Linked DNA regions of Homo sapiens: region 1 is linked to region 2. A link is a contact called in ENCODE Hi-C or POLR2A ChIA-PET data. All regions are on one chromosome and are shown on one strand. The core of a region is the stretch at or near the end of the contact, and the rest is flanking DNA. Distances in the headings are between cores, read along the strand shown. Region 1 overlaps TACR2 (tachykinin receptor 2). Region 2 overlaps HK1 (hexokinase 1).

Region 1 (5,152 bases), core at 1,522-4,021, 46 kb after region 2:
CAACTTCGCCCACATCATTGTCTCACTGAGGTGAGACTGTGTCCACCTCTTGCCGCCCCTTATTTGCCCCACCTTCAGGGTTTCCTGCCACTGAAAGGCCTGCTCTGCAGAACTCCTGGGGCTGGGTTCCTCCCTGACTCACCACCCCCCACCTCTCCAGGTGCCCCAGAGCAAGTGCAGGCCCCTCTCTGGGACTCATTTCCTCAGAATCACGAGGCGTAGGGAAACTGGATGATGCCAGGAGAGTGAGATTCTGGCCCCCTCCTTCCTGGCTGTCTCTGACAGGGTCACTTCCCAGCTGCCCTGAAAGTCCCTGGAGGACAGGGCATGCACTGTGAGCTTTCCAGGGAGCAGCCTGCCCCACCCCTGTGCTGGCCCCAGCCCCCATCCACTGCTTCCACTGCCGGATGGGTGCCATTCACTTGGCTCCAGGAAAGCCCTCAGTAGGAAGCTTGTGAAAATACTAGAACAGAAGTCAGTCCCTCCCTCCCGCTACTTAGCTTTTCTTTCCTTCGTCTGTCTGTCCCACCCCCTCTCTGTGACTCTCCCCTCCCCTTCATCTCTCTGGCCCTCCCTTCTCTCTTCTCTTGCCCCAGACACAGAACCCAGAAGAGCCAGCAGGAACAGACAGACAGTGAGAGCTACAGCCTGGGAGACGGTGAGGATTTGGGGAGGAAGGGGGCTCAAGCTAGGCCCAGGCCAGAGGGATTATTGTGCTGGGGGCTGAGTGTGAGGACGGCTTTCTCATGTAGGCTGGGGGCACAGGGCCACAGGTTCCGGCAGGAATGAGGATGGATGCTTGAGCTGTGCAGGGGAGCCCACCTGGGGCTGGGCAGTGGGGCCCTGAGGGCAGAGGGTGGGGCTGGAGTGGGGGCTCACCTGTGGTTGAGACAGCAGTAGATGATGGGATTGTACATGGTAGAGCTCATGGCCAACCAGAAGAGTGCCAGGTAGACTTGCTGGATGAACTTGTGGCAGTAGATGTCCTCCTGGAAGCTGCCCAGGATGAAGTAGAGGTGGTAGGGCAGCCAGCAGATGGCAAACGTCAGCACCACCAGCACCATGGTCTTCACAAACTGGTCCAGGAGAGGCTCAAGTTACTTCTTAGTGCCCAAGCCCCAGCCCCAGCCCTCCGAGGGCAGACACAGAGGACCCCTTGCACCCACCTGGGAACTGCTCCACACACAGACCCCGTTAGCTCTATTACTCAGGCCTCTGAGCATGTTTTGCCCAGACCTTCCTGAGCCCCCAACCTCAGAGGCCTGTGCTCAGGCAGGTCCCTCTGCCCATACTGCCATCCTTCCTTTGAAGTCCTCACTCCTTGAAGCCCAGCTCAATGGCCACTTCCTACAAAAGGTGTCTGGGACCCCTTCATTCACTGCAGCTCCCCCTCCCTGGAGAGTGGCTGAGCTCTCTCTCCTAACCCCATCCCTGGGGGAGCCCCTGTGTCAGCTATGCGTTCCCAGGACGCCCCCTCTCTGGGATCCGTATCGGCACAGCCCTTCTCTCTGTGGGCTGTAAGGTTCCAACCAGGGACCCCTGCCTCTGCCCACGGGTCAGCTCCTGGACCTCCCCCTCCTCAGAGCCTGGCCCCTGCAGGCACACTCCTGCTCCGTTTGGCAGCCCAGCATGCCAATTACAAAAGGTCTGGGGGCTCCTGGGCACCCTGATCCTCACGTAGGATCTGGGTTGAGACCCCTAGTGTGGAGCAGATGGAGGCCAGTGCTCCATGAGGGGCACCAGATGGCGCCCATGTGCAGCTATCTCCCCGAACCACCCTGTGAAAGATGCCTACTTTTGGGTGAGAAGCATGGCTTTGACCTGGCTACATGATGTGGTTAACCCATTACCTCCCCTGTTGCCTGGTAGGAAGGGGGCAAGGACAAGCTTGGACTGAAGGAGGGTGAAGGGGGTCTTGGGCACAGAGGGCTACATCAGGACCTTCGGGGGACCCTGGATGGCAGGGAGTAGGGGGACACTGCCACTTCCGGAAGAAACTGGAGACAGATTTGATGAAGCTGGACAACTATCTGGTCTCCACGACCTCCGGGGTCCGCAGTTCCAGCCTTTGAGGGCTCTCCTGTGACTGTCAGGCACCTTCTATAGTTCTGTGGGGCTTCTCAATTTCAACATTCTGATTATTCAAAAAGTCTAAGATTTTAATATTTTATCATTCTAAGATTCTTGGGGGTATCTGAATTCTACGGGGCTTTAGGAGTCCCTGACTCCCCTAACATTCTGGGAAGTTAATTTTTTTTTGTCTTTTTTTTTTCTTCCTTTTTGTGGAGAACGGGGTCTCGCTATGTTGCCCAGGCAGGTCTCGAACTCCTGGGCTCAAGCTATCCTCCCGCCTCTGCCTCCCTGAGAGCTGGGATTACAGGCGTGAGCCGCCGCGCCCGGCAAGTTTCTTTAATTTTGTATTTGGCCAAAGACCAAAGGCAAATCCGCCCGGCTGGGAGGAACGCGGTCAGGCTCTGGCCCCAGACTTCGCGCGAAGGCAGCTTCCGCAAGCTTCTCCCGGGCGCCCTCTTGCGGACCGGCCTTGAGACCGTAAGGGCGGCTCCCCAGGGCGGGGTCAGGCCCCGTCCCGCCCCCGTCCCGCCCCCGTCCCACCCCCGTCCCACCCCGTCCGGCCCCGCCCCCATGAGGCCTCGCCCCCGCCAGCCCCCCGCCCCCTCCAGGCCCCGCCCCCTCCAGGCCCCCGCCCCCGCGCCCACCTTCTTCATGGCCTGCAGGTGGCGCAGGTTGGCACCGTGCGCCTGATGTCCGGGCACTGCGCGCCTCCAGAGCGTGAGGCCGATGACGCTGTAGGCTACAAACATCACCGCGAGCGGCAGGAAGTAGATGAGGGCGATCACCACGAGGTGGTACCTGCAGGGAGAGCCGAGGCCTGGGCAGCGGAGGGCCCGGGGGCGACTCCGAAGTCTGCCAGCGCCTGGTCCTGGGACCCCGCGGGCACTGTGGAGCCGCCCCTGCGGGCCCACCCTGGGCGCCTCCCAGGGACTTGGTTTGATTTAAACAAAAATAAAGGTGGCATTGGGTAGCCTGTGTGCCAGGAGACGGCTTCCCTGCAAAAGGGACGCCAGCAGTAGCCCTGCGTCCTTCCATATCACATCCTTCCACGTGATAGACACGTGTCAAAAAAAGGAAAAGTGAATGAAACAAATTAAGAAATAATTTGTTTGCAATTTAAAATGCCATTAAGCACAAAGGAGGCAGTAAAATTATCCCACTCCCACCACTATTAACATTAACTATTAATATCTGGCATATTTTTTCCAGAATCATATGTATGAATAGTAGTCACCCCTGATGGGAGTTTCACTTTCCCGGGTTTCAGTAACCCCTCCCAACTGCGGATCCAAAATAGGGGAGGAGAGTACAACAAGATATTTTGAGAGGGAGAGACCTCATTCACAGAAGTTTAATTACAGTATATTGTTATACTTGTTCTGTTTTATTACTAGTTACTGTTAATCTCTTACTGTGCCTAATTTATAAATTAAACTTTATCATAGGTATGTTGAGGAAAAAAACAGTATATATCTATATAGAGAGAATTCAGTGCTATCTGAAGTTTCAAGCATCCACCGGGTGTCTTGGAGTGTATCCTACAGTATAGCCATATATGTATACGTATACGTATATGTATATGTATATGTATATATATATATATACATATATACATATATATATATACATATATATATATATATATATATATATATATATATATATAATCTGTATCTGTCTGGATGGATAGAATGACTGGTGTTAATAAGGCTCCATCTGCACCAACATCGCTATGGAGGCATGGGACAGTGGAAAAGCGCCATATATCACATGCTGCTGTGTCATCTGCTTATGGTTTATCAGCATTTGGCTGGGAACCTCGTTTGTGTCAGCAAATGCTCTTTCATACCACCTTTGAGGAAGTGATGCAGAGTACCATTGCGTGGCTTCCTACCCCGTCCCCAGGGAGGACACTGGGTTGTGTTGAGGCTTTTCATTTCCTTTTGGAAACAGTGTAGGCCAGGCGTGGTGGCTCATGCCTGTAATCCCTAAACTTTGGGAGACCAGGATGGGAGGACTGCTTGAGCCCAGGAATTTGAGACCAACCTGGGCAAGATAGTGAGACCCTATCTCTATTAAAAAAAATTAAAAAAATTAGCCAGGCGTAATGGGGCACACCTGTAATTCCAGCTACTCAGGAGGCTGAGGCAAGAGGTTCACTTGAGCCCAGGAGATCGAGGCTGTAATGAGCTATGATTGGGCCACTGCACCCTAGCCTGGGCGATAGAGTGAGACCCTGTCAAAAAAAAAAAACAAAAAAACGACAGTGTCCCCAGTTCTCAGATCTCTGGTTTATGAGTGACGCTGCAGCCTCTCTCTGATGAGCTGCAGGCTGGGGACTGACTCCTCGGCAGGTCTGCAGTGGGAACCTGTGGAGACAAAAGTGACTCCATCTTGGATGCCACTCCCCTGTGTTGACTTCCGATTCGCCCCAGTCTTGTGAATGCCTTCTGATTTCTACTTTATTTACTGCCCCTAGTGTAAGAACATGTCAACCTTGATGTTACTCCACAAATCGTAGGCTGTGACTCACGTAGCGTTCTTGCCTGTTCTGGAGGGCTGCCTTTGGTTGTCTTGCTGGAGCACGAATACCCTTTCCCTATGGTATCTAAGCCTTGCATCTGGGGTGTGAGAATGCAGAGCTCCACCTGTCTTGTGGCCACCCAAGATCCCACTTCGGTCTGTAAATTCCCTCAATAAATCACCCAATATTGACAAACTGGATTTGTTCTGCCTCCTTCTTTGGGTCTGGGCTCCTTTGGCATTTGGGGGTCCCTTTCATGGAACAGAGTCCTTAGAGCATTCCACCAATGGGCCTGAGACCCCTGGTCCCGTCATTTGACTTTTTCTTTCTTACTGGGAGGACTGAGGTGTTCCCAAACCTCCTGCTTCTACCTGCCACATGCTAGGCTTGCTGCGCCCCTTTCTAGAGGTGCTGCTACCCCAAGGGAAGGGGACCCATGGTGAAACCACCTTTGCAAAAATAACGAGGAAATTACGACAGTGAAAGAAATCAGACCTAACCAACTCTATCTTGCTTCTAATCCTTAAGCTGTCCTTGTTCATGCCTGGGTGTAGG
Region 2 (5,050 bases), core at 1,361-3,860:
CCTCATAGATGCATATGTAAAAGGACTCCTGGGCAGAGGATGTGACAGCCTGCATGGGGGCCCTGCTTAAACAGAGGCTCTCCGTCTGGGCAAACTGGTGTAGTGGAAGTGGGCTGCTTGGACTAGCAGAGTCTGGGTTTGAGGAGGGAGGCTCCGCAGCTCTGTTGGGTAAATGCACTCATTCCCTGTGGATCCTGGGGTCGGTTCCCCAGTGCAGGTTTAGCAGAGCCCTGGGTGAAAATGCCCTTTTCTCCTGGTCATTGGCCTCACCCACTTACTGGAGGCCCCGGCCTTGTAGGGTATGGCTGTGGCCTTGTCGGGCAGGAATGAGGTCTCACAGCTCTGGGCTATTTGGGGGCTTCTTGTTACCTGATTTAGAATACCATTGCACAAGCCCTTGGCACAGAAAGCAGAGGAAGCAGGGAAATCACGGTCCCCTCCTTTTACACTCCTGTTGGGGCTCCCCACGCTGGGCCCCCAGGAAGGGCTGCCCTTCCTCCCTGCCCAAGGGGCTGTGGGCATGCCTAGGAAGGGCCTGTCCACCTGCCCCCTCCTCTCTGGGTGCGGGGAGTGGTGGGTCTGTAGCTCACTGAGGACCCTGTGATCAGGGCTCAGGCAGCCCACTGCAGGTTTTCAGTCATTTCTGGGTCCCTAAGCCCGTCGTGGGGCAAGGTGCACTCCTCCTCTCTCCTGTAGACATTCTGGCTCCTCCAGTCTGGCTCGCCTCCTGAGTTGTGGCTGCTGTCCAGCATATGTACTCAGAGCTGGCCAAATGTTTGCTTTAAGGAGGGTGTGCTCACCGCAAGGTTCATGACTAAGATTTCCAGGGAACTCTGGTTCTGGGGTGGACTTCGAGATGAGACCCAGGAGCCTTCTCTTGACTCTACTGTGCTCTTAAGTTCTTGTGGGTGGGACCTGGAGCAAGCCACCAAGCCTTTTCTTTGTCCAAGAGACAAGGGCTAATCCTGGCTAACCTGCTCCCTGGGATTTGGGTTCAGAGCCCTTCAGATTATGTCACAGTGAGTGTCACAGGTGACACTGTCACTAGAGCAGGTGAGCCACTTTATAGTAGGCCACCAAAGCTGGGTGCATCACTACTGGATGGCCCTGCCCAAGGGCTCCCCTGCTACTCCCATTACTGGGGCTGCAGAGACTGGCCCATCCATCTGGCGCCTGCACAAAGGCTGCCAGCTGGTAGGTCTCTTGACCATGCCCAGTTGGCTGCTGCATTGCTTCTCCTTGCAGGTGGCCAGCAGCCCATGGTTTGGCATCCTGCACTTTCTGTTTGGAACACACACTGGCCTATCACTCTGTTTCCCAAGGTCCTTGGGTTGAGCTACCTAAGCCTGGCGCATTCAACACTGAGACTCACCCTGTGCTGCAAACATTCCCTGTGTGTTTTACAAACATTCCCTGTGTGTTTTGGCTTGACCTTTTAGGAGCAAGGTTTGTTAATTAAGGGAGTACCCTCACCTTCTTACCACTGCCCTCTTCGTCTCTCCCAGCCTCTATCCCCATCGTCCCCTCTTCTCAGTCCTAGAATCACTTTATTTCCTACTGTCTCTGTTTCTTCCTCTCCTCCTTTTAAGCAGCCTGAAAAGAGGATGATGACGATAATCATGATAATGTAGTACCATTATAGCAAATTCTTTTTTTTCTTCTTTTTTTTAAGACGGAGTTTTACTCTTGTTGCCCAGGCTGGAGTGCAGTGGCGCGATCTCAGCTCACCACAACCTCCGCCTCCCGGGTTCAAGTGATTCTCCTGCCTCAGCCTCCCAAATAGCTGGAATTACAGGCATGCGCCACCACACCTGACTAATTTTGTATTGTTCGTAGAGATGGGGTTTCTCCATGTTGGTCAGGCTGGTCTGGAACTGCCTGTTCAGGTGTGAGCCACCACACCCAGCCCAGAGCACTTTTAAGCTTTAATAAATTCAGAAGCACAAATGGAACATTCTTAAAATATCACTTACTTAGTTGTGGGAATTTTGAATAGTAAATGTTTTAAGTTTTTGTATTAGCCATCATTTGCCATCTTTAATAAGAGTGACTGAGTCTTTATTTTTATTTTAAATTATTAAAAAAATTTTTTTTTAAAGATGGGATCTTGCCAGGTTGCCCAGGCAGATCTCAAACTCCTGGACTCAAGCGATCCTCCCACTTTAGCCTCCCAAAGTGCTGGATTATAGATGTGAGCCACTATGCCTGGCCATAGTGTGTGTATTTCTCAAATAAAGAGTGTGTTGTCAGGCAAGAAGAGAAAATAATGTTTTTTTTTTTTTTTTTAAGACACTAAAGCTTTGAGTTCAGAGCGGTTAGGTGACTTTTTTTCCTGGTTGATCGCAGACATAGTCTAGCCTGGGGCGGGTCACTTCCTGCCTCTTTGGGCAGGCTTGTCACCCTGGATCACCAGCACTCCAGAAACGGCCTTTCCTTCTCAATGGTGCACTCTGGGGAGTTGTGTTTGGCCTGGATCCGGGAACTGGTGACAGGTCCCATTCATGGGAATCCATTTGAGTTCTGCCCCTTCCTGAGGCAGCCTTCCCTTCACCCGGCCTTCTCTCCCGAGGCTGCAGGAGAGTCTGGAGCCTCCGAGTGCAGATGGCGTGGGGCGCCAGGACCAACTTAGTAATGAGTTTATATCAGTCTGCAATGTAGGTCGCAGGAAGCTTAGCCGGCTTCTCTGGGGAGGGTCATGTGTCAACTCAGCCTAAGATGCCAGCTGCTCTGCAGCCTGAGTAATAGTGACTCAGGGATAGAAGGTCCTACATTAAAATTGACCAGGCGTTCTATTACTCTGGCAACAAAGTCCGACTTTAGAGCTGGCTTGGGGGGGATCTGGGGAAAGATGGGAACAGCAGTAATGACTTCTGGCCCCCTCATGAGGCCCTGCAAGTAAAGCCTTCAGGCAGCTGGCCTTGTCTGGGAGTTCGGGCTGGGGCCACTTCATGTGACTATGGTTTGGCTCTCCTAAGACAGCCTTCTTCTGGGTTCCAAAAAGCTCCATGGCTGTGTCACTGCCATGTGTAAGGGAGGTCTAGTGTCATGAGAGTCATGTGAAAGAGACAAGGGGTTAGCTAGGCTGTGGCATGGCTGCCAAAAGTGTATATATATACGCTCAGGTTGGATTACTAGAGGCAGAGAGATAAAGAAGGGAGGTTCTTAGTTCTACTAACCACTCTTCTGGTTAGAACACACATAGAATATTATCTTCTGTTCTGATTATATTTTGAGACAGGGTCTCACTCTGCTGCCCAGGCTGGAGTGCAGTGGTATGATCATGGCTCACTGTAGCCTCGACCTCCTGGGCTCAGGGGATCATCTCATCTCAGCCTCCCAAGTAGCTAGGACTACAGGCATGTGCCAGCATGCCTGGCTAATTTTTAAGCTTTTTGTAGAGAGGAGGTCTCACTTTGTTGCCCAGGCTGGTGTCAAACTCCTGGGCTCAAGTGATCCTCCTGCCTTGGCCTCCCAAAGTATTGGGATTACAGACGTGAGCCACCATGCCTGGCCCTGGTTATATTTTAGAGATGAAGGGAATTATTAGAGAGATCCAAAAAGATTACCTTAGAGGTGTTGAGCCTCTCCTCATGGGCAGTATTCATGTAGAAGCTAGGGACCCAGTGTTCCAGGCTCTTTCTAGCAGATTCCTAAGATATGTATGTACCTGATAAGTCATAGATAACATGTTATAGCACAGGCAAGCTTAAGCTACAGTGCGGTAGATAAATTGTGGTATATTCATACCAAGGAATACTGTGCGGCAATGAGAATGAACAGTTGTCAAAGACAACTCCGTGGATGACTGTCATCCACATGGTGTCGAGTGAAAGAACACAGACACCAAAGAGCACACACGGTCTCATTTCCCTTTAGACACACCAAACAAACAGGCAGATGTAACTGAGGGTGATAGACGTCGGGGTGGCTGGCAGTTGCCCTTGGGCTGGGTGGTAGCGGTAGTGACTGCAGGGGCAGAAGGGGGCATATTACAGGTGTTTCTCCATCTCGTGTTTCTCCATCTGGGTGCTGGTTACATGGATAGCTGCAGCTTGTGAGAATCCAGTGAACTCTGCACTTAGGATGTGTGTACTTTTTGGGGTATGCATAAGACACTTCAGTAAAAAGTAACATTATGACAGTCTGAATTGTTAAGTCACTCCAGTGGGCTAGAGGCTGTGGAATTGCCCTCAGAGTTTCTGAAATTTTCAGAGAGCGTGGCGTCGGGCGGGGCGGGAAGGCCACTCCACCTGGTGGCTGGTGGAGATCCGTGACCTGTGTGTTATGAAGGCATAGCTGGTTTTCTATTATTTTTCCATTTTTCTCAGTACCCAGATGTTGCATATTAGTGACCACTGAGAGGCCAGTTCTGTTGAAGGCTTTGAATTGCTTCTTAAGAGCTGTACTTGCCCACAGGGTAGCTTTTGAAAAGTGACTCTTCTCTGCATTCACACACAGCATGGCTTTTCAGACAGGGCCACCAGGTCCCAGGAGTACGAGCACTTTGTTTGGGTAGATGTATTCCTTTCTGTGTGTGTGGGAGGGAATGGTTTATATTTTTCTATGAAATGCTAAGCCTGCTTTGGGGCCCCCTGACTGCTCTCATGTTTCCTTCAGCTTTTTGATCATGTTGCTGAGTGCCTGGGAGATTTCATGGAGAAAAGGAAGATCAAGGACAAGAAGTTACCTGTGGGATTCACGTTTTCTTTTCCTTGCCAACAATCCAAAATAGATGAGGTAAGGATGTTCTGGGATTATCGGGCTCTGCAGATGCCCCGGGATGGAAAAGCTAACAAGCCCTTTTCTCCACAACTTTTCCCCTTTGTTGGCAGAATGGTTTGCATGTCTGGTATTTTTAAAGAAACATTTGCAGAAGTTAGTGTGGTATCATGATATAGTGTTTACTTTTTCACTTAAACTTCAGTTATTTATGTATTTTTGGAGACAAATCAGGGTATTTTTGGCCACCAGGTAGACAGAAGCATTTATTAATCTTAGGCAAGCAAAGGAAAATAAAGTAGTTTTAATGGTGGTGGAGAGAGGTGGGAAA

The links. A loop is a pair of places that touch in the nucleus more often than their neighbours do. ChIA-PET counts read pairs that join two places held with the same protein, here RNA polymerase II (POLR2A). Pooled maps may share reads with other maps.
Region 1: a map of ascending aorta shows a loop between it and region 2 (9-fold over the local background). The contact joins two enhancer-like sites. A Hi-C loop is called at or near these places in 3 of 168 maps with a recorded cell type or tissue (Caco-2, ascending aorta and naive thymus-derived CD4-positive, alpha-beta T cell) and 7 of 50 pooled maps. POLR2A ChIA-PET finds 5 or more read pairs at or near these places in 8 of 52 experiments (A673, B cell, CD4-positive, alpha-beta T cell and 5 more).

The regions. Positions count from the first base shown.
Region 1 is chr10:69,406,205-69,411,356 of GRCh38, forward strand. TACR2 (tachykinin receptor 2) reads right to left here. Exons shown (of 5, transcript NM_001057.3): 3 at 2,718-2,871; 4 at 880-1,076. Among named protein-coding and RNA genes, the nearest start is that of TACR2, 8.1 kb to the right of the region's middle. RefSeq lists silencers at 2,430-2,709, 3,000-3,099. Within about 2 kb of position 2,772, at least 31 of the 41 ENCODE cell types and tissues checked have a DNase peak (open chromatin) inside an H3K27ac peak, as active enhancers do; they include ascending aorta, where a contact is called at or near this core.
Region 2 is chr10:69,360,166-69,365,215 of GRCh38, forward strand. HK1 (hexokinase 1) reads left to right here. Exons shown (of 18, transcript NM_000188.3): 4 at 4,618-4,737. Among named protein-coding and RNA genes, the nearest start is that of HK1, 44 kb to the left of the region's middle. Within about 2 kb of position 2,611, at least 20 of the 41 ENCODE cell types and tissues checked have a DNase peak (open chromatin) inside an H3K27ac peak, as active enhancers do; they include ascending aorta, where a contact is called at or near this core.